Regions from separate parts of the Homo sapiens genome. Here region 1 is linked to region 2. Evidence: chromatin contacts called from ENCODE Hi-C or POLR2A ChIA-PET data. All regions are on one chromosome and are shown on one strand. Each heading gives the region's core, a stretch centred on a gene start or an enhancer-like site at or near the end of the contact. The rest is flanking DNA. Distances are from core to core; before and after follow the strand shown.

The links. Hi-C counts contacts between places; a loop is a spot of excess contacts on that map. ChIA-PET counts read pairs that join two places held with the same protein, here RNA polymerase II (POLR2A).
Region 1: a map of Caco-2 shows a loop between it and region 2 (2.3-fold over the local background). The contact joins the enhancer-like site here to the promoter of LINC02308 in region 2. A Hi-C loop is called at or near these places in 2 of 168 maps with a recorded cell type or tissue (Caco-2 and mammary epithelial cell). POLR2A ChIA-PET finds 5 or more read pairs at or near these places in 3 of 52 experiments (A549, B cell and activated naive CD4-positive, alpha-beta T cell).

Annotation. Positions count from the first base shown.
Region 1 is chr14:81,381,135-81,386,443 of GRCh38, reverse strand. All of the region lies in intron 3 of STON2 (stonin 2), which reads left to right. Among named protein-coding and RNA genes, the nearest start is that of STON2, 17 kb to the left of the region's middle. RefSeq lists an enhancer at 1-461. Within about 2 kb of position 1,288, at least 2 of the 41 ENCODE cell types and tissues checked have a DNase peak (open chromatin) inside an H3K27ac peak, as active enhancers do.
Region 2 is chr14:81,448,001-81,452,821 of GRCh38, reverse strand. It overlaps LINC02308 (long intergenic non-protein coding RNA 2308), which reads left to right and starts at 2,665. Exons shown (of 3, transcript NR_109999.1): 1 at 2,665-2,933. RefSeq lists an enhancer at 2,368-3,342.

The sequences.
Region 1 (5,309 bases), core at 39-2,538, 65 kb after region 2:
AGGGAGGCAGGGGTGACAGCTGAGAGGCTTCATCCTGAAGAAGACTAGCCCCGCCGTTAATTTCTATTATGTTGTTCATTCTGGCTAATGGGGGTAGTGAGTGGTGGGTGGGGGTGGAATAAGATATCCCAACCCTTTTGGTGAATATGTGGACAAGGCCCTACTGCATTTTGCATGCATATGTAATTCCCCCTGCAACAGAAGAGGCTTTATTTTTTTTAATACCTTCAATTGTTCTTCTGTGCTTCTAAATGTAGTTAATGACCTTTGTGGAGTCCGTCTCAGAGGATGCTGTACCCAGGAATAAATTTCAGCAGAGCCTTTCCTTCTCAGGGCTGATGCCGTCTCTGATCCTCTCCCCTGGGCTCCGTCTGCTGTAATTGCACTGCCTCTCTCGCCGTTCCAGGCCAGTTCACTGCTGCCCTGGCTGTTCCCTCTGCCCTGAGAGCTTTTCCTCCACATTTTCACTCCAAACTCTGCTCAAGCATCGCCTCTGCAGCGGGGGGCCAGAACCCTCCACCTCCACTCTCTAGCTTTTTTCTGCTTCAAATGTCTTCACAGCCCATGCCTCTACCTGCAATTGGGTCAAATATGCATTAGTTTACTTGTTATTATCTCTCTTCTCCATAAAGGGAAAGACTTTGTCTATCTAATTTATTCTTTATTCCAGAATATGGTTTGAGGAACTTAGTAGGTGCCCACCTAGGATTTGCTGGACTAGTGAAAGGAGAGAGAAAAGATGGACATGAAACCTTCTGCAGAATGACTAAGTGACTGACTCCCATTTGTGGGGCTAATGAGCTGTTAGGTAGAACTTGAAGGATGGCGCCCTCAGTGAAGTCAGCTTGTTGTTTTTTAAACAAGATAGGCAAGGAAACTGGCCTCTTACCCATCCTGTCCCCTTCTTTTCAGCTATTTTCATAGGGTTATGATTTCCCATTGTTCCACACACATATGTATGTGCATACATGAGTGTATACACACCATGGACATATACATAGATACATACACACATACATACATACACATACACAACTACACCTATATTTTTTTCCTGAGGCCTGCTTTAAAAAGCACATTTAAAAGCAATAGTTTTGTTGTATTTAAAAGTGTCATCATGCCACGGAGGATGGTGAAGTGTTCTTAAAAATAACTCTTTCCAGTATCTAAAAGGAAACAGAATATTTTATTAAAACTCCAATATTCTCCTCTTGCAGAGAATGTGCAAGCTCACCCAGAGAGGCCATGTGGCCTAGCTCACCCTTGGTGTGGGATACAAAACACAATAAACCACCCAAGCATGCATCAATTAACTAGTTCATTCATGCAGAAAAAAATGTAGGTGCTGGGAATACAGTTATGGGAGAGCTGGACACAGTCCCTGCTCTCCCCACGTTGAAGTTGCCTAACAGTTGGGCAATCTGTTACTAATGGAGCTTTTGGGGAGTGAACAAGAGCTCCTCTGAGCTAGTCCTGGGAGCAGTAGCTGCTTCATACTGCCAGCTATGAAAAAGCAGAGGAGCCACAGATAAAAGAATGGAGTTAGATCTATTTTCTGTGCATGGATGGGCACATTTACACATCAAAAAAATCCTATAACTCTGGTGATTAAACATCAAAATATAAAGGACATGACATCAAAATATATGTATTTAAAATTTTAATCTACCCAGGATCCCGAAGGACAAGAAGAAAGAAAAATACTGTATTAGCTGACAACTTGCAGATTTATTATTCACATAATCCATGTTATTTTGATTTCCCGCTTTATGCTCACGTTCAAGTCATGTTCAAACACTGTGGATACAGCCAAATACTCGTGCCCCATGGAGCCCACATTCTGCGGGGGGACAGGGAGGGGGGTTCATACCAGAAACACACTAAAGAAGTAAATATAAGTGTGTTAGGGGCTGGGCGCGATGGCTTACGCCTGTAATCCCACCACTTTGGTAGGCTGAGGCGGGCAGATCACTTGAGGTCAGGAGTTTGAGACCAGCCTGGCCAACATAGTGAAACCCTGTCTCTACTAAAAATACAAAAATTAGCCGGGCGCCTGTAATCCCAGTTACTCGAGAGGCTGAGGAAGGAGAATTGCTTCAACTGGGGAAGCAGAGGTTGCAGTGAGTTGAGATTGTGCCACTACACTCCAGCCTAGGCAACAGAACAAGACTGTGTCTCCAAAAAATAAAATAAATAAATAAATAAATAAAAATAATACAGTAAGTGTGTTAGGTAACAAACTGGGAAGGAGAGAAAAATGAGGCAAAACAAGGGACTATGGTGAGGGGGATGTGAAATTTTCCATAAGGCCAGGGAGTGACTGTTTGAGAGGTAAATGTGAGTGAAGACCTGGGGGAAATGGGGCAGCAAGCCTTGCAGAAAGTAGGGAGGAGTCTTCCATGTGGAAGGAACAGCAAGTGAATAGCCCTTGAGGGGCACCTGTGCTCTTGGTGTGTGACCGGAGTAGAGTGAATGTGGAGAGAAGACAAGGAGGTGAGGCAGAAACGTTACAGAGACTCAGACACACAGGTCCTTGGCAGACATGTTGAGGACTTTGATTTTTTATTGTGGGTGAGATGGAAAGCTAATGGAGGGTTTTGAACTGAGGTGTGGCCTGATCCAGCTTGAGTTTCAACAGTAATTCTGTTAAAACTGTGTGGCAGCTATGGTGTAGCGGTTGAGAGTGGTGTATCTGAGAATAGACTGGGAGGAGAGGACAGAGGTGGAGGCAAGGAGACCAGGTAGGAGGCCACTGTATCCATCCAGGCAAGAGAGGATTGTGGCTTGCAGCAGGGTGGTAGCTTGGAGAAGGCAGGAAGTGATTGGATTCCAGATGTATTTTGAAGGTAGGACTAGCAAAAATTGTGATGGAGCAACTGTGAGAAGAATCAAGGATGACTTGATGGTTTTGTTCTGAGCAGTTGAAAGGATGCAGGGGCTGGTTTGGAGGGAATAACAGGAGCTTAGTTTTGGACATGTAAAGTTAGAGACCCAGATGGAGATGTCAAGTCGATTTGGACAAAAATATATGTTTGAGAATAATAACCATCACCACCTAACCCATGTTGAGTACTCTTTTTGTGCCAAGCACTTTTGCTAGTGCCTCATCAGTATTAACCTAATCCCCTTAGGAGGTTTGTACTCTCTTCAGCTCCATTTTACAGGTGAGAAAAAGGAGGAACAAATGGATTTGAGCAACTTGCTCCAGGCTACAGGGCTGGATTTGGTATGCAAACCAGGCAGTCTGGATCCAGGGTCCCTGATCTTAACCTCATAGGAAAGGAGAAGAAGCAGATATTGATCTTTCCTTCACTTTATTCCTTCAAGCTGGATGGATGTGGCTTGAAATATGATGGCAGCATCCTGTTTTTACCTGGCTCAGACATCAAAGGTCTGGCCCCTGGGAGCAGAGTCAGCTCCAAGCCCAGTACTTTCTTTCAGCTAAGCTTGTGGCCTGAGGACATTCAACTAAGAACCTGAATAAAATAACTTATCGGAGATTTCTAAGCCGAAAAATAAACAAAGTGTATTAGAGCGAATGAGAACAGTTTGTGAGAGGCAGAAGCTTTGCTTCTCCCAAATGCACTCTTCCTAGTTTCTCTTTCAAGAGAAACGTTGGCATTTTATCTCACAAATGTAAGGAGCCGATGTGCAAATACCATTAAGTGAAATAGCTTTCTTACTGAGTAATCTGTCTTTTTTTGATATGTGGTTTTAATAAGTTTTATTACCTATTGAATAAATACAAAAGAACATTTAAGATTGTGTATTAGATTATAAAGAACAGCAGTACAACCCATCACCCAGTTTAATAAATGGAATATTGTCATCGCCGGAGGCCCTGCGTGTTTCCCTACTGATCACACCCTCCTCCCTCATCACATCCCCTTCCCTCCCCTCTGTATCACCACCTTCTGAGTTTCATGATGATAACTACCTTACTTTTCTTGACAGTTTTACTACCTACACATGCATCAAGAATGATAATTTAGCCTGGTTTTGAACTTTATATATATGGAATAATACTGTATTACTCTGTGGCTTACTCCTTTAATACATTTTTTGTGGGAATTGTCCATGTCAAAAACGAAAAGAACTTGTAGCTATGGTTCTTTTAGTTTTTATTACTCTGTGTTCCATTATAGTAATATGCTACAATCCATTTATCCATTCTGTTTTTGATGGACATTTGGATTGTTTCTTTTCTTTTCTTTTCTTTTTTTTTGAGACAGAGTCTTGCTCTGTCGCCCTGGCTGGAATGCAGTGGCACGATCTCAGCTCACTACAACGTCCGCCTCCCGGATTCAAGCGATTCTCCTGCCTCAGCCTTCTGAGTAGCTGGGATTACAGGTGCCTGCCACCACACCTGGCTAATTTTTTGTGTTTTTAGTAGAGATGGGGTTTCACTGTGTTGGCCAGGCTGGTCGCAAACTCCTGACCTCGTAATCCGCCTGTGTCAGCCTCCCAAAGTGCTGGGATTACAGGTGTGAGCCACCGTGCCCGGCCCATTTGGGTTGTTTCTAAGATGATAATGCACTTCCATGAGCATTATTTTTGTCTTTCTATGAACATTTTTAACGTGTATCCTGGTGAACATGTGCAGGTGGTTCTCTTGTATAAAAAAGTAGGATGGGAATTGCTGTGCTTTAGGATGTGTTCATATTCAGCTTAATCAGATAACAACAAGCCATTTTCTAAAGTGGTTTCTAGTTACTATCCTACCAGCTGTACATGAAAGACACTGTGGCTCCATTTCCTCAGCTGCACTTAGGATTGTCATATTTTTCTATTTTTGTGATCAGGGAAGTGGAGAAAGAAAGGGGGAAGGGTAACAGGATCTTAATATATCATGTGATTTAAATTGCATTTCCTAGATTACTAACAAGGTTGAGAGCATCCTTTTTTGGTGCCATTTGGATTTTTCTTTCATGAAATCCCTGTTCAGCTATATTCCTGTTGGTGTCTCTGCCTTTTTCTTGCTGATTTCTGGGAGTTCCTGGTGCATTCAATGTGTGGCACATATTATCTCCTATCCTGTGAATGGTCTTTTCATTCTCCTTATGTCTTTTGGCAAAAATAAGTTATTTATTTTAATGATACAGTTTTTTTCAATTTCTCTTTTATTATTAGTGCTTTCTGTGTCTTGGTAAAGAAAATATTTCTCTACTCCAAAGTCATGAATGCATTTGGCTATATTGTCTTCTAAAATGTTTCTTATATAGCCTTCACACTTTGACATTCAATCTAGCTAGAATTGATTTTTCTGTACAGTTTGAAGTACAAGTCTAGTTTCACTTTTTCATGTAGAT
Region 2 (4,821 bases), core at 1,416-3,915:
GGGACAAGTAGATCGTAGCTGCTCCATGATTTATTCCTGTCCCCTATGAATATTCTCCAAGTAAAATAAAAGGTTTAGATCTGCGCTACCGCATACAACAGTTACTTGTCCCATGTGGCTGGTGCCAGTGAGGCATGCTCTAAGTGTAAAACCCACACAGTCTCCAAAGACTTCACAGGAAAAGCAGATGGACAATATTGTTTTAGTCCACGCAGGCTGCTATAACAAAGTACCACAAACTGGGTAGCTTATAAACAACAGAAATTTATTTCTCACAGTTCTAGAGGCTGGAAAGTCCAAGATCAGGGCCCCTAGCAGATTCTGTGCCTGACAAGGGCCCACTTTCTGTTTCACAGATGGCACCTTTTCTTTCTATCCTTACATGGTAGAAGGGGTGAGGGAGTCTCTCTCAGTCCTCTTTTTTTTTTTTTTTGAATCAGAGTCTCGCTCTGTTATCCAGGCAGGAGTGCAGTGGTGAGTGGTGTGATCATGGCTCATTGCAATCTCCGCCTCCCTGATTCAAGCAGCCATTCTCCCACCTCGGCCTCCTGAGCTCAAGTGATTCTCCTGCCTCAGACTCTTGAGTAGCTGGGATTACAGGTACACACCACTAGGCCCGGCTAATTTTTGTATTTTTAGTAGAGATGGGGTTTCACCATGTTGGCCAGGCTGGTCTCAAACTCCTGACCTCAGGTGATCCGCCCACCTCGGCCTCCCAAAGTGCTGCTATTACAGGTGTGAGCCACCACACCTGGCCTCAGGCCTCTTTTTAAAAAAAATTATTTATGTATTTATTTATTTTCATAGAGATGTAGTTTTGCTATGTTGCCCCGGCTGATCTCCAACTGCTGGCCTCAAGTGATCCTCCTGCCTTAGCCTCCTGAGTGCTAGGATTACAGGCCTTTCCTATAAGGGCTCTAACCCCATTCTGAGGGCCCCACCCTCATGACCTAATCACCTCCCAAAGGCCCCACTTTCTAACACCATCACTTTGGAGGTTAGGATTTCAACATATAAATTTTGAGGAGAAACAAACATTCAGACCATAGCAAGTACTTTCATTAATACTTTTTGTTTGATTATATGTTCAGATCATAATAGATTTGATATATTAGGTTAAGTAAAAATATATTATTAAAATTAATGTAGCTACTGAAAGTTTCAAATTATATGTATAACGTACATTATATTTCTATAGGAGGACAGTATTGGTCTTTACACAGATTTTAAGGTTCTGTCCTGCTATGAGGTTCCATGATTCAAATACGAGCAGTCTTAGAGGGGAAAAGAAGTTCCAGGCAAGCCTTGCACTTAGCCATCCAATCCTAGGGAATTATCCTACAGAAACACACATGGGGATCTGCACGATGCGTGTATGTTTGTAGTATTGTTTGTAGCATGAAGAAAAAGGCTGAAAACAAACTAAATGTTCAACAGAAAGGAACTGGTTAATAAATGATAGTACATCCATGGGACATGTACAGGCATTAAAAAGGCAAGATATTTCCCGTAAGAATCACCTGAGACACTTATTAAAAATATCAATATAGGCCAGGTATGGTGGCTCATGCTTGTAATCCCAGCACTTTGGGAGGCCAAGCTCAGAGGATCACTTAAAGCCAGGAGTCTGAAACCAGCCTGGGCAACATAGCAAGACCCTGTCTCTACAAAAAAATTAAAAACAGCCAGGTGTGGTGGCACATGCCTGTAGTTTCAGCTACATGGGAAGCTGAGGTGGGAGAATCACTTGAGCCCGGGAGATTGAGGCTGCAGTGAGCTACGATTGTGCCCTTGAACTCCAGCCTTGGGAACAGAACAAGACCCTGTTTCTCTCTCTCTCTCTCTCTCTCTGTCTCTCTCTCTCTCTCCACACACACACACAAAGACTTCCCCAGGTGCCTCCCTGAGAAATTCTCATTCAGCAGGTTTGAAGTGAGACCTGTCAATCTCAATGTTTAAAAAGCACCCCTGAGAGATTCTGATTTCCAGACAAGTTTCCAGACACTAAAACAATTGGTAAGTATATATAACTGCATGGAAAAAATATGCAAGATAGTGTTTGGACTTATATTCTATGATGCATTTTTGTTTATAAAACAGGATTGCATATGTATGTTTGTGTGTAGAAATACACACACTGATGTATAGAAAAGATTTGGAAGGACATAAGCCCAGCTGCTATAGGTGATTACCTCTTGGAAACGGGAAAAAAGAAATGGGCTTTGCATTTTTACTTGCATACTTCAATGTTTGTTTGTTTATGCATCACTTACAGGAGGGGGACAAGAACCCCCTCGTGATTTCATCAGTTCCCAAGTGTTTGGGGAGGGTGAGCAATGGAGGAAGCCAGGGGTGAGGCAGTCAGCTGCGCTCACAGCCATGGCGTCACACCCCAGGGACTGCCCATTGTGAAGTCCCTTGGGGTGCCCCCTCCCTGCACTCTCATTCTTCCCACTAGCCCCAGACGGGCTCTGCCATCAACCTGCAGCTCCTCCTGAGCTGCGGCTCTTCCCGCTCTGCCCCCAACACAAGGAGAGCCCCGACTTGGGAGGAGGGCTTTTCAGATCGCAGCTTGGCCTGAGGCAGAGCCAGAGCGATGAGGTCACCCAGCACAGCTGCTAACTATTTCAAGGAAACAGGTGGTGGCTCTGGCCTTTTCATGGGCTTGGAGTTTTCTGGGAGAGGCCTCTTCAAGGGCGTCCTTGAAGCCCAGCCATGGATGTCCCTGTGGTTGGGAAAGGGGAGCTCAGGGTAATGGAGTATCCTCAAGAACCTGCAGATATTACCTCCCTCCAGAACCGTGGTCTCAGCCCTGGCTGCATATTCCTTCAACGGGAGGGCTTTAGAAATGCTGTGCCAGAGCTGCACCCCAGACCAACAAAATCAGACTCTCCAGGATGCGGCCAAGGCATCAGTATGTGGAAAGCTTTCAGGTGAGTCCAATGTGCAACCAAGGTTGAGACCACCGGTCCAACCCTTGCAACTAAAGGCCCTGGACCAGCAGCATTCCCTGGAAGCTCGTTAGAAATGCAGAATCTCAGAATCTGCATTCCAAGATCTCCAGGAGATTTGTGTGCAAAGAGCTTGGAAACGCTGCTGCTACAGGTAGACGTGGAGCTAGAGGATAAACACGTAGGCTCTGGGGAGTGCAAAAGGGGTGAAATGCCATCTAAGCCCTTGACTTCTCCCCCTTGATGTAATGAAGATAACAAAATCTTCATCTTGGATTGTGGTGATGATTCAGCTTGACGATGTCTGTACCTGGTACTTAGCACTCAGTATATATGAGCTTCTATTTTGTTAGGATCGTTACTGTTTTTAATCCTGAAATGCAACCTGCTCAGTTGGCCAGCCTGCTATGAGCATGTGCTGGCTGTGTTTTTTGTCCAGCTCAGCCCTCGTCCTGCCAGCATCAAATGTCTTTTCTCTCTGGGAACTCAGACACAGGGACCAGAAAGTTCATGGCTCAATCCAGACTGTCTCCGATCCCAGAGTTGTTTTTCCTGTGAAAATCATGTGATTGCTCCATCGCTAGGGAAAGTCAAACAATAAAAGGGTGTAGGTTCTCGTAATTGCTGTGGAAGCTGCAAATGTGGAGTGTTTCTGTGCCAGCTGGAGAGGAGAAGGATTTGGGAAGGAGGGTTCCAAATCCTGCCTCCCAGACTTATTGGTTGTGGTTCAACTCTGGACTGAGAGTCTGAGGAGGTGGCCCCGTGAAGATTGGAGAATCAATCACTGATCTGCGACAAACAGTGCATAGCATCAAGCAATTCTGTGCTTTCAAGGATAGCAGTCTCCCTCAACAATAGCACTTTCTTTAAAAGCCCTCTTCATTCATTTAAAAAAACATTAATTAAGCATTCCCTAAGTGCCAGGCATTGCACTATTATCTCATTTCATCATCAAAGTTACACTTTGGGGCCGGTATTACTCTCATTTTACAGGCAAGAAAACAGGCTCAGAGATGTTTGGTTCTAGGGTTAAACAGCCATTGGATAACAGAATTGGAATCATACAGAGGTTGCCCTGAGTCCACAGTCCCCCTCTGGGTCACCCTATGCTACTACTTCTCCCCAATCCAGGAAAACATGGTGTTGGAGGATGGAGCCCCTTTTAGTGAAAGACTGGGCTGTTTGTTATTCTTTGTGTTTTTCCCTCCTACTGTTGAGACTGGCACCATCTCCTCAAGTCACTCTGCCAATCCCTTCATTCTCTGAGAGGGAGGACATTAGTCCACTATGAACTACAGTGTTGCATTCGCAAACTGCAAGAATTGAAAATAATGTCTCTTACTTTCTTTCACGTTTCCATTCGAGAAACATTTATTGAACATGTCAAGAATTACACAGAGAAGTAAAAAGGAGCCATGGGTCTTGCTTGGGGGACAAGAGTGTGATAGAATGAGTCCTGGCCTCTGGGAGAGTGGACAATATGTGATAGTTTTATGGGTCTAAAAGGAGGGATTTCAGGCAAAGGGAACAACGCAAGCAAAGGTACAAAGACAGAGAGTATATCTTTGTGCCTACCTTTTTTTTCTTTTTTTTTTTAATCACTAAAATGCAGGTTTCCTGAAATAAAAGCCAATTGGAATTATTTTTATTTTTATTTTATTTCATTTCATTGCATTGCATTCCATTTTATTTTTTTTTTTGAGACAGAATTTTGCTCTTGTTGCCCAGGCTGGAGGGCTATGGCATGATTTTGGCTCACTGCAATCTCTGCCTCCCAGGTTCAAGCAATTCTCCTGCCTCAGCCTCCCAAGTAGCTGGGATTACAGGCATGCGCTACCATGCCCGGCTCATTTTGTATTTTTAGTAGAGA